Regions from separate parts of the Homo sapiens genome. Here region 2 is linked to region 1. A link is an interaction called in ENCODE POLR2A ChIA-PET data of the cell type or tissue named here. Cell type or tissue: GM12878. All regions are shown on one strand. Links, peaks and the distances in the headings refer to the core of each region. The heading gives the core; the rest is flanking DNA.

The links. Peaks named below come from ENCODE experiments on the same cell type or tissue, not always from the same donor. Only the 100,000 strongest peaks of a DNase experiment are listed, where the experiment ranks them.
Region 2: POLR2A ChIA-PET joins it to region 1 with 10 read pairs; 2 of 35 experiments call an interaction of 5 or more read pairs at or near these places.

What each region holds. Positions count from the first base shown.
Region 1 is chrX:119,815,586-119,822,270 of GRCh38, forward strand. It overlaps a transcript of UPF3B not described here and the pseudogene LOC100422368. Among named protein-coding and RNA genes, the nearest start is that of RPL39, 27 kb to the left of the region's middle. In GM12878, for the core only: no CTCF peak of the experiment used is centred there; a DNase peak (open chromatin) is centred at 3,330; H3K27me3 peaks cover 138 bases.
Region 2 is chrX:119,720,841-119,727,525 of GRCh38, forward strand. No RefSeq gene overlaps it. Among named protein-coding and RNA genes, the nearest start is that of SEPTIN6, 31 kb to the left of the region's middle. In GM12878, for the core only: no CTCF peak of the experiment used is centred there; no DNase peak of the experiment used is centred there.

The sequences.
Region 1 (6,685 bases), core at 644-5,643:
GCAGCTCACAACAGCCTTGACATTCCAGACTCCAGCCATCCTCCCACCTCAGCTTCCTAGTAGCTGGAATTGCAGGCACGCTCTACCACACTGGGCTAAGTTTTAAAATTTTTAATAGAGATGGGGTCTCCCTATGTTATCCGGGCTGGCTTTGAACTCCTGAAGTTAAATGATTCTGCCACCTTGGCCTCCCAAATGCTAGGATTGCCTGCATAGACGAAGTTTCGCTCTGGTTGTCCAGGTTGGAGTGCAGTAGTGCAATCTCGGCTCACTGTAACCTCTGCCTCCCGGGTTCAAGCGATTCTCCTGCCTTAGTCTGCTGAGTAGCTGGGACTACAGGTGCACACCACCAAGCCCGGCTAATTTTTGTATTTTTAGTAGAGACGGGGTTTCACCACGTAGGCCAGGTTCATCTCCAACTGCTGACCTCAAGTGATCCACCTGCCTCGGCCTCCCAAAGTGCTGGGATTACAGGCATGAGCCACCATGCCTGGCCTATAGTTATTAAGGACATGAAATTATGCTTTATGAGGAAGTGGTCCTCACCCCCCTTGCCTGCAACACAAGAAAGGAGAGCAAGGGAGCAAAGTAGAAGAAAGGTGGCACTGGGGAAAGGATATCAATTCAAGACTGATGGTAAAAATTGCTTAGCAGGAGTGAAGGCTCTCCTGTGGTTTCACCAATTGATCTGCTTGAGGGATTTTCTCCAGCGACACTTGCAGCTTAGGGGCAAGAGGCTCCCACAACACCCTGTGCTACCGCGACCCTTCTGACATTGTGCATCATGATCTGATTATTGCTATTTGCCTCTTGCCAACACTGAAACATGAGTTCCACGTGCACAAGGACTTATTTGAATCCCTGACCCCAGGGCCTGGCACACAGTCAGTGATTGGTACATGTTTGCTAAATGAATGAGCAAATGGAAGAAATTGAAGAGGGTGGGGTGGGGATGGGTGATTTATCCAGAGCTGGACAGGCCAGGCAAGTAGAACAGAAGAGGGAGGTGCTGACATGAAAACAGGCTAGACAAAGAGGCAAGGATGTCAACTCATGCCTGGGGGTTCAGGAGTGTTGCTTCTCCTAAGGCCAACTCCTCTAACCTCTACCTTGGCTTCCATTTTCACCTGCCTTTGCAGGAAGCCTACAGTATTCGTTGTCTCTTTCTCTTGAGTATTCATCCTTGTAGAGCTTACCTTTTGGCTTCTAAACTTACTTACTTTCTCATATTTAAAATAAAGCTTCATTAACACCATTAACCTATGTATCTCCATTTCTTTCACAGCTATATTAATTGGTTTTCACACTAGTAGAAAAAATACCCAAGGCTGGGTAATATATAAAGAGAAGAGGTTTAATTATTTTATTTTATTTTTATTTATTTATAAAATAAATAAAATATGTGACGTAGTCTCGCTCTTGTCGCCCAGGCTGGAGTGCAATGGTGCGATCTCGGCTGACCACACTTCTGCCCTTCAGGTTTAGGCGCTTCTCCTGCCTCAGCCTCCTGAGTAGCTAGAATTACAGGCGGGCATAAGCACACCCAGCTAATTTTTGTATTTTTAGTAGAGATGGGTTTCGCCATGTTTGCCTGGCTGGTCTGGAACTCCTGACCTCAGGTGATCCACCGGCCTTGGTATCCCAAAGCTGGGATTACAGGGGTGAGCCACCAAGCCCAGCCGAAGAGGTTTAATTGACTCACAGTTCCACATGGCTGGGGGAGCCTCAGGAAACTTACAATCATGGCAGAAGGGGAAGTGGACACATGCTACATGGCAGCAGACTAGAGGTGAAGTGCGAGCATAGGAAAAACTGCCTTGTTTAAAACCATCAGATCTTGTGAGGCTTACTCACTATCACAAGATCAGCATGTGTGAGACTGCCCCAATAATCCAATCACCTCCTACCAAGCTCCTCCCTTGACACATGAGGATTACAGTTTAAGATGAGATTTGGGTGCGGGAACAGAGCTCAATCATATCAACAGTCATATGAGAAGTCTTCAAAAAGTCCATGGAAAATGTGTATTATCAAGAAACTATGCATGGATTGCAAAATCTTTTGGCATCAAAATAAACTGGTACTAACTCGTTAAAAAATATCTCGACAGGATCTAGTTTGAGGCATTAAAAAGGAGAAAGCATCAGTGTGAAAAGAGCTCCTATCAGCGAAAAATGGATTCTGCTAAAATTGAAGGAAGAACAAACATAAAATTTAAGATGAAGCTTGGGTGGAAGAACGGTAAAATCACTGATGCTTTACCAAAAGTTTATGGGGACAATGCCCCTAAAGAGATCAGCAGTTTACAAATGGATAACTTGTAAGAAAGGACAAAATGATGTTGAAGATGAAGCCTGCAGCAGCAGGTCATCCACATCAATATGCAAGGGAAAAAATTAGGCCAGGCGCAGTGGCTCACACCTGTAATCCCAGCACTTTGGGAGGCCGAGGCGGGTGGATCACAAGGTCAGGGGTTCAAGACCAGCCTGGCCAACATAGTGAAACCCCGTCTCTACTAAAAATACAAAAATTAGTTGGGTATGGTGGCATGAGCCTGTGGTCCCAGCTACTCAGGAGGCCGAGGCAGGAGAATCGCTTGAACCCAGGAGGCGGAGGTTGTGGTGAGCTGAGATCATGCCACTGCACTCCAACCTGGGCAACAGAATGAGACTCCGTCTTAAAAAACAACAACAACAAAAATCCTCTTCGTGCTTTAACTGAAAAGCATCGGCTGGGTGTGGTGGCTCACCCCTGTAATTCCAGCACTCTGGGAGGCCAAGGCGGGCGGGTCATCTGACCAACCTGGCCCACGTGGTGAAACCCTGTCTCTAATAAAAATACAAAAATTAACTGGGTGCGGTGGCAGGTGTCTGTAATTCCAACTACTTGGGAGGCTGAGGCAGGAGAATCATTGAACCCGGGAGGCAGAGGTTGCAGTGAGCCAAGATTGTGCCACTGGCCTCCAGCCTTCGTGAGAGACTAAGACCAACTATTAATGGCAGAAACAACAGCCATCACCATAGACATCACAATTGGTTCAGCTTACACAATTCTGACTGAAAAATTAAAAGTTGAGCAAACTTTCCACTTGATGGGTGCCAAAACCAGATCAGCTGCAGACAAGAACAGAGATTTCAACGGAAATTTTAAACAAGTGAGATCTATTACGTTGCTGCATATTAATTGTGGTTTATGCCATGGAATGTCAAAAGCCGCAATTACGTTGGCACCAACCAATAGATCATGAAGCATCTATTGGGAAAGTGTAACGGGAGGTGATACGTGGCTTTCCCAGTATGACTCTGAAGACAAAGCAATATCAAAGCAATGACTCTGAAGAGGTGGAAGAGATCCAGTCAAAGCAAAACTGGACTGGCCAAGAGCAAAGGTCATGGCAATAGTTTTTTGAGCTGCTTGAGCAACTCTCCTTATTGACTTTCTGGAGGGCCGAAGAATAGTAACACCAGCTTTTTTTTTTTTTTTTTTGAGACCAAATCTCACTCTGTCACCCAGGCTGGACTGCAGTGGTGCAATCTCGGCTCACTGCAACCTCTGCCTCCCAGGTTCAAGCTGTTCTCCTGCCTCAGCCTCCTGAGTAGCTGGGATTACAGGCACGCACCACCACGCCTGGCTAATTTTTGTATTTTTAGTAGAAACGAGGTTTCACCATGTTGGTCAGGCTTGTCTCGAACTGCTGACCTCGTGATCCTCCCATCTCGGCCTCCCAGAGTGCTGGGATTACAGGCATGAGCCACCGTGCCCGGCCAACACCTGCTTATTATAAGAGTGTTTTGAGAAGGCCAAAGCTTTAGCAGCAAAATGCCCAGGAAAGCTTCACCAGAGAGTCCTTTTCTACCACGGTAATGCTTCTGCTCGTGCCTCTCATCAAACAAGGGCAATTTTGAGAGTTTCAATGGGAAACCATTAGGCATCCACCTTACAGTCGGGATTTAGCTTCTTCTGTCACTTTTTTGTTTCCTAATTTTAAAAAGTCTGTAAAGGGCAACCATTTCTCTTCAGTTAATAATGTAAAAAAGATTTCATTGATGTGGTTAAATTCCAAGGACCTCCACTTCTTAGGGGATGGATGAAATGACTAGTATGTAATTGTTGTGAGCAAGAGACATACATACATACATAAATGGCTAGTTATCATTGCTTATGAAAGTGTCTTGACCTTGGTGGATCTTACGATGAGAAGTTTATATTTTTTTCTTTTATTTCTATTTTCCACAAACTTTTCTTTTCTATTTTTCCTTTTTTTTTTTTTTTTTTTTGAGATGGAGTCTGGCTCTGTCGCCCAGGCAGGAGTGCAGTGGCACGACCTTGGCTCACTGCAATCTCCGCCTCTTGGGTTCAAACGATTCTCTAGCCTCAGCCTCCCGACTAACTGGGATTACAGGAGCCCGCCACTGTGCCTGGCTAATTTTTGTATTTTTAGTAGAGACTGGGTTTCACCATGTTGGCCAGGTTTGTCTTGAATCCCTAACCTCAGGTGAAGTGCCCGCCTTGGCCTCCCAAAGTGCTGGGACTACAGGCATGTGCCACCTCAATCCCCTGCCTTTTTGTTGTGGGGAGGATGGAGTCTCCCTCTGTCGCTCAGGCAGGAGTGCAGTGGTGAGATCTAGGCTCACTACAACCTCTGCCTCCCGAGTTGAAGTGATTCTCCTGTCTGAGCCTCCTGAGAAGTTTGGACTACAGGTGTGCTCCACCAAGCCCGGCCAAATTTTTTTTTTGTATTTTTTGGTAGAGATGGGGTTTTACCATGTTGGCCAGGCTGGTCTCAAACTCCTGACCTCAGGTGATCCACCTACCTCAGCCTCCCAAAGTGCTGGGATTACAGGCATGTGCCACCAAGCCCGGCCTTTTTTTGGGTGTGGTGGTGAGGGGGGCAGATGGAGTCTAACTCTGTTGCTCAGGCAGGAGTGCAGGATTGAGATCTCTGCTCACTGGAACCTCTGCCACTCAAGTTCAAGTGATTCTCCTGCCTGAGCCTCCCGAGGAGTTTGGACTACAGGTGCGCTCCACCAAGCCTGGCCAATTTTTTTTTTTTTGTATTTTTTGGTAGAGATGGAGTTTCACCATGTTGGCCAGGCTGGTCTCGAACTCCTGACCTCAGGTGATCCAACCGCCTCAGCCTCCCAAAGTGCTGGGATTACAGGCATGAGCCACTGCCCCTGGCTTCTGTTCTTTTAAAAATCCATATAAAGCTGGACACGGTGGCTCATGCGTATAATCCCAGCACTTTTCGAGGCTACAGTGGACAGATTGTTTGAGCCCAGGCATCTGGCAAACAGATGCCATGTTAGGAAGGGCTGGCAGGATGAATGAAAATCAGGCAAAAGCTCAAGGATGTTGTCTAAACATTTTGTTCTTATGGGACCAGAACAGTTGATGTAGTTTTGAAATTTGTCCCCACCCAAATCTCATGGAAATATAATCCCCAGTGTTGTAGGTGGGGCCTGGTGGGGTATTGGGGTTATGGGGCGGATCCCTCATGGCTTGGTGCTGTCCTCTCCATAGTGAGTTCTTACAGATCAGGTTGTTGTAAAGTGTGGCACCTCCTTCCCACACTCACTCTCTTGCTCACTCTGTGATGTGACATGCCTGCTCCTGCTTCACTTTCCGCCATGAGTAAAAGGTCCCTGAGGCCTCCCAGAAGCTGAGCAATGTCAGATGCCATGCTTGTACAGCCTGCAGAACTGTGAACCAGTTAAACCTCTTTTCTTATAAACTACCCAGTCTCAGGCATTTATTTATAGCAATGCAAGAACGGCCTAATACAGGAGTGAACCATGAACTGATCTTTCTCTGGTGGACAAAACAAAGGCAATGCCTGTGAAGGCAGAAACTAACATTATTCATCTGCTTTTGATACTTCCAAGAGGCTAATACAGTATAAAAAATTTAATTTCTCAAAACTCACAGCTGGCTGGGCGTGGTGGCTCACGCCTGTAATCCCAGCACTTTGGGAGGCTGAGGCCGGTGGATCACGAGGTCAGGAGTTCAAGACCAGCCTGGCCAAGATGGTGAGACCCCCATCTCTACTAAAAATACAAAAAATTAACCAGGCGCGGTGGCAGGTGCCTGTAGTCCCAGCTACTCAGGAGGCTGAGGAAGGAGAATAATTTGAACCCGGAGGGTGGAGGTTGCAGTGAGCCGAGATTGTGCCACTGCACTCCAGCCTGGGTGACAGAGTGAAACTCTGTCTCAAAAAAAAAACAAAAAAAACAAAAAAAACCTCACAGCTGTTTACTAAAGTTACTCACCACACTTAGCTTCATACTTGACTGCTGTTACTATGTATTGACATCAGAACAAAACAAACTGAAACTAAAAGTTGATATGTAACAACAACAGACATTGGTGCAGTTTCCTTCCTGGAGAGGGTAGGCACCAGATCATGAGACCTGAGATAAAACAAACTAGATTGTCAAGAATCCAACAAGGACTACATTTTACCTCTTAATAGAAAAAATGCTGGAGACAAAACGAGATGTTTAAAAATATTCTTCATGCTAAGCTTATGTAAGCAAATAAAAAAACAAAAGTAACCCTAAAATGTTAGGACATTGGATACAGAAGTAACATGACTATTTAAATGTTTGCATCAATGAAAGTTTGTTCTATCCTTCCCTGTACTTATAGACAAGGACATGCTTGTTGCTTCTACACTACCCAAAGT
Region 2 (6,685 bases), core at 1,045-6,044, 94 kb before region 1:
AAGAAACTGGAGGAGGTGAAACTGGAGGTCACAGAAGTGACTGGTGCATGGTCCAAGCAGGAGAAGATGAGGCCTGAGCTGGAATAGGATTTGTGGACTGGATTCAAGAGAGATTCAGGATAGAGGTAGGCCAAGACTTGGTGTCAATTCATTTTTGGCATGATTCCTGGTTCCATAGTGTCTTGATCCATTTTGTGTTGCTATCAAGAAATACCTGGCTGGGCGCAGTGGCTCATACCTGTAATCCCAGCACTTCGGGAGGCCAGGCATTCGAGACCAACCTGACTAACATGGCAAAACCCCACCTCTACTAAAAAAAAAAAAATACAAAAAATTAGCTGGGCGTGGTGGCATGCACTTGTAATCCCAGCTAAATGGGAGGCTGAGGCAGGAGAATCGCTTGAACCCTGGAGGTGGAGGTTGCAGTGGGCCGAGATCGCGCCACTGCACTCCAGCCTGGGCGACAGAGCAAGACTCTGTCTCAAAAAAAAAAAAAAATACCTGAGCCTGGGTAATTTATAAAGAAATGATGTTTATTTAGCTCATGGCTCTGCAGGCTGGGAAGTCTGAGAAGCATGGTGTCAGCATCTGCTGGGTTTCTGGTGAGGGCCTTGTGCTAGGTCAAAACGTGGCAGAGAAGGTCAAAGGGGAAGCAGACGTGGGGAAAGAGAGAAACCTGAGGGGCATCCTGGCTTTATAACAAGCCACTTGTGTGGGAACTAATCCTGTCCTGCCAGAGTGAGAACTCACTATCCCGAAAACGGCACCAAGCCATTCATGAGCAATCCGCCCCCATGACTCAAAACACCTCCCACGAGGCCCCACCTCCCAACACCACCACTTTGGGAATCAAATTTCAATGTGAGTTTTGGTGGGGACAAACAAACCATAAAAACCATAGCACATAGTGGCTGTCCTGACACTACCAGAGTCTGTATCCATGCACTGCTCTCCATCTCCACAACTATTGCACTAATCCAAGCCATTGTCATCACTCATGTCAACTACTGCCCTTTTGGATGATCTACCTGCATCGACTCATGTTCCCTGCCAATCTATTCTCTACACTGAAGCCACAATGGTCTTCCCACACTGTAAGTCTGATCATGTCCTTCCTGTGCTTTAAACTCTTCAATGATTTCCCTTTGCACCTAGAATAAAGACCAAAATTCTTGACCCACTTAACTGTCCCTGTATGTCCTGGCCCCTGCCTACCTCTCTTACCTCTCCCTTACTCTCTGTACTCTAAGTACACTGCACTGCTTTCAAATGCCTCACCTACCACAGGATCTTTGCACATGCTGTCCTCGCTATGGAATGCTTCCATCTCTGCTTCACCTGTTGACTCCAACTCTTCTCTCAGTCATCACCTCAATCATCATTTCTTCCTGGAAGCCTTCCCTGATGGCTCCAGTTCCCCTACTTTTTTTTTTTTTTTTTTTTTTGATACAGACTCTCACTGTGTTGCCCAGGCCGGAGTGCAGTGACGCAATCTCAGCTCACTGCAATCTCTGCTTCCTGAGTTCAAGCGATTCTCCTCCCTTAGCCTCCCAAGTAGCTGGGATTACAAGCGCCCACCATCACACCCGGCTAATTTTTGTATTTTTAGTAGAGATGGGGTTTCATCATGTTGGCCAGGTTGGTCTTGAACTCCTGACCTCAGGTGATCCACCTGCCTCAGCCTCCCAAAGTGCTGGGATTACAGGCGTGAGCCACCACACCCGACGGCCCCTATTTTATGCTCTCGGAGCTCTTTCTACTTTTCCTTCACGGCCCTTATCACAGTTGCAGTTTCACCTTTATTTATTGTATCGTTTGATTATTGTCTGTGTCTCTCCTTAGGTCATAAGCCCCATAAGAACAATATCTGTGGCCATTTTGTTGAACGTTGTATCTCTGATGCCTAAGACACCATTTGGCACATAGCAGATCCTGAATTATATTTGTTAAAGAAATGAATTAACCTCAGGGACGATTTTAAATGCTAATTAAAGCAACAATGATCTATCCTATTGTGCTCATAGATTGGCAAAGATTAAAAAGATTGAAAATACTTAGCCTGGGCAAGCGTTGAAGAAAATGAGCACTCCCATACGCCGGGTGGTGGGTGTGTAGGCCAATTGGACCTTCATATGTTCACATTGTTTGACCCTGCAATTCCACCTATGAGACTTTGTTCCAAGAAAACGATCACTCGTGCATAATGATATACACAGGAAGATGTTTAGTGAAGCACCATTTGTAATAAGAGAAAGTTGGAAACAACCTAAATCTTCAACAATAGGATATGGCATGGCATAGTGGCTCACACTTGTAATCCCAGCAGTTTGGGAGACTGAGGTAGGAGAATCCCATGAGGCCAGGAGTTTGAGACCAGCCTGGCCAACACAGCGAGACTCCATCTCTACAAAATAATTTTTTTTTTGAGATGGAGTCTCCTCTGTCTCCTCCCAGGCTGGAGTGCAGTGGTGCAATCTTGGCTCACTGCAACCTCTGCCTCCCAAGTTCAAGCGATTCTGTTGCCTCAGCCTCCAGAGTAGCTGGGACTACAGGCATGTGCCACTACGCCCGGGTAAGTTTTATATTTTTAGTAGAGAAGAGGTTTCACCACAGTGGTCAGGCTGCTCTCGAACTCCTGACCTTGTGATCTGCCTGCCTCGGCCTTCCAAAGTGCTGAGATTACAGGCGTGAGCCACTGTGCCTGGCCAAAAGAATTTATTTTTATTTACTTATTTATTTATTTATTTATTTTTGTGGAGATGAGGCCTACTATGTTGCCCAGGCTGGTCTCAAACTCTCTTAAGCTCAAGTGATCCTCATGCCTCAGCCTTCCAAAGTGCTGGGATTACAGGTATGAGCCGCTGTGCCTGGCCTACACATTTTTTTTTTAATTAGCTGGGGCTGAGCTCGGTGGCTCAGGACTGTAATCCCAGCACTTTGGGAGGCCAAGGAGAGTGGATCATCTAAAGTCAGAAGTTCGAGACCAGCCTGGCCAACATGGTGAAACCCTGTCTCTACTAAAACTACAAAAATTAGCCGGACATGCTGGTGGGTGTCTGTAATCCCAGCTACTCAGGAGGCTGAGGCAGGAGAATCACTTGAATTCGAGAGGCAGAGGTTGCAGTGAGCCGAGATGAGGCCACTGCACTTCAGCCTAGGAGACAGATCAAAACACTGTGTCAAAAAAAAAAAAAAATTAGCTGGGCATGGTGGCATGTGCCTGTAGTTGTAGCTCCTCAGGAGGCTGAAGCAGGAGGATCTCTTGAGCCCAGGAGTTCAAGGCTGCAGTGAGTGCCACTGCACTCCAGCCTGAGTGGCAGAAAAAGACCTTGTCTCAAAAAATAAAAATAAAAAATAAAAAATTAGGATATTAGTTGTATTAGGCCATTCTTGTGTTGCTATAAAGAAATACCTGGAACTGGGTAATTTATATAAAAAAAAAGAGGTCTTATTGGCTCACAATTCTGCAGGCTGTACAGGAAGTGTGGCACTGGCATCTGCTAGGCTTTGGGAAAGCTTTAGGGAGCATTTTAACTCGTGGAAAAAGGCAAAGTGGGAGCAGGTGTCTCACATGGCGGGAGCAGGAGTGAGGAAATAGAAAGGGCAGGGGAAGGTGCCACACTTTACAACAACCAGATCTTGTGAGAACTCACTATCACGAGGACAGCACCAAGCCATGAAGGGATCCACCCCATAACCCAAATACCCCACCAGGCCCCACCTCCAACATTGGGGATTAAAATTCAACATAAGATTTGGGTGGGGACAAATTTCCAAATTATTTCATTAATTAAATAAATCAGGGTAGGGCGTGGTGGCTCACGCCTGTAATCCCAGCACTTTGGGAGGCCGAGGCAGGCGGATCATGAGGTCTGGAGTTCAAGACCATCCTGGCCAACATGGTGAAACCCTGTCTCTACTAAAAATACAAAAAATGAGCCAGACGTGGTGGCATGCACCTGTAGTCCCAGCTGCTCGGGAGGCTAAGGCAGGAGAATCCCTTGAACCTTGGAGGCGGAGGTTGTTGCAGTGAGCCGAGATCACACCACTGCACTCCAGCCTGGTGACAGCGCGAGACTGCATCTCAATAAATAAATAAATAAATAAATAAATCGTGGTGCATTCATACAATAGAATACTGTGTGGCCTTTAAAAATGATAATGTAAATTGTATTTATTGATGTGATTAGATGTTCATGATAGAATCTTTAGTAAAAATAGGCAGTTACTAAAAAGTATGATGGGGCCAGGCGCAGTGTCTCACGCCAGTAATCCCAGCATTTTCAGAGGCCAAGGCGGGCAGATCACCTGAGGTCAAGAGTTCGAAACCAGAGCTGGCCAACATGGTGAAACCCTGTCTCTAATAAAAATACAAAAATTAGCCAGGTGTGATGGTGGGTGCCTGTAATCCCAGTTACTCAGGAGGCTGAGGCAGGAGACTCGCTTGAACCCAGGAGGGGGAGGTTGCAGTGAGCCAAGATCGCACCACTACACTCCAGCCTGGCAACAGAGCAAGACTCCATCTCAAAAAAAAAAAAAAAAATTTTTTTAAAGTATGATAGTAAGATACTAGGTCTTCTATTTTAATAGTATGTAATATTGATATATAAATGCATAAAAAAACTGCAAGGATAAATACAAAGCTATTTACTATGAGTTGTTTTGGAGGTCCTTAATATTTTACTCTACATGATTCTATATCATCTTAAAATTTTGCGAGGCCATGGTGATACACACCTGTAATCCCAGCTGCTTGGGAAGCTATGGTGGGAGGATTGCTTGAGCCCAGGAGTTCGAAACCAGTCTGGGCAACAATAGCAAGACCCACCCCCCTCTTAATTAAAATATTTTTTAAAGTATTTTATGAAGATGTACTCATAAGCTGGGCGCAGCGGCTCACGCCTGGAATCCCAGCAGTTTGGGAGGCTGAGGCAGGCAGATCACCTGAGGTCAGAAGTTCGAGACCAGCCTGACCAACATGGAGAAACCCTGTCTCTACTAAAAATACAAAAAATTAGCCCGGTGTGGTGGAGCATGCCTGTAATCCTAGCTACTCAGGAGGCTGAGGCAGGAGAATCCCTTGAACCCAGGAGGCGGGGGTTGTGGTGAGCCGAGATCGCGCCATTGCACTCCAGCCTGGGCAACAAGAGCAAAACTCCGTCTCAAAAAAAAAAAAAAAGAAAGAAAGAAAGAAAATGTACTCAGGTATCATTGCATAATTGAAGAAGTTTTAAATCAAAAAAAGGAAAAGATAGAATACCAATAGTAAATATGTGTATATGACCATACGTATATGTGCTGTAGGTAAATATACATATAAGAAGGATCAGCCAGGCACGGTGGCTCACACCTGTAATCCCAGCACTTTGGGAGGCCAAGGCAGGTGGATCATCTGAGGTCAGGAGTTCGAGACCAGCCTGGCCAACATGGTGAAACCCCATCTCTACTAAAAATACAAAAAATAGCCAGGTGTGGTGACACATGCCTGTAATCCCAGCTACTAGGGGGTGCTGAGGCAGGAGAATTGCTTGAACCCGGGAGGCGGAGGTTGCAGTGAGCTGAGATTGCGCCACTGCACTCCAGCCTGGGCAACAGAGCGAGACTTGTCTCAAAAAAAAAAAAAAAAAGCATCTGGCCAGGAGCAGTGGCTCACCCCTGTAATCCCAGCACTTTGAGAGGCCGAGTCAGGCGGATCACTTGAGGCCAGGAGTTGAAGACCAGCCTGGCCAACATGGTGAGACTTCGTGTCTACTAAAAATACAAAAGAAACTAGCCAAGCATGGTGGTACGTGCCTGTAGTCCCAGCTACTCTGGAGGCTGAGGCAGGAGAATCACTTGAACCCGGGAAGCAGAGGTTGCAGTTACCTGAGATCACACCACAGCATGCCAGCCTGGGTGACAGCAAGATCCTGTCTCAAAACAAAACAAAACAAAACAAAAACAAACAAAAAAAAACAACTAATATGAAGCTCTTAACAGTAGTTGTTCTGGATTGGAGGATTATGGATGATCTTTATGCTCCCTTTTTGCCTGTCTATATTTTCTATAATTAGCATATATTACTTTTGTAATAAGAGAATGTAATCAAGTATATTTCATTTTGAGAAAACATTACAGTGAGAAATAAAGGCCAGGAGAGAAGGACTACTCATGCTGGCTAGCCAGCCCATTATCTCTCAGTAAAGCACACCTACGTGGGAGGCCACATTTTAATCAAGAAGTTGCTTAGTGACCACAGAACCAGAGCAAAGTGCCTAGCTGGATGGCTCTAATGTCGAAAGACAGCAAGCAATGATAGCCTGATGTATCATCTCCACTGCAGTGCTAACCTGCCTGCCCTGAATGCAGACTTTAAAACACCCCAACACACCTAAAGCACCAAGAACCTGCCCTAAGATTGTTTGATCGCATTGCCCTGGATCTTCCTTGCTTGTGTATGACTTACATTCGCCTGACTGTGTCTCTGGCTGACAATAAACTCTCAGCTTCATAGCCTAGCTTTGCATCCGTTTGTGGTCTGGTGTCTGACTCTTTGTTTTAGCATTTGCCCTTGGTCTCCTTGAGGCTTAATTTGCAGCTTCTCTCTAATGAATTTCAGTTTGGACTTGCTCCTTGACTCATCCTGCTAAGCTCCTCTAGTTGCAGGAGCCCGGGTAGGGGCCCTGCCTCTCCTTGTTCCACTGCT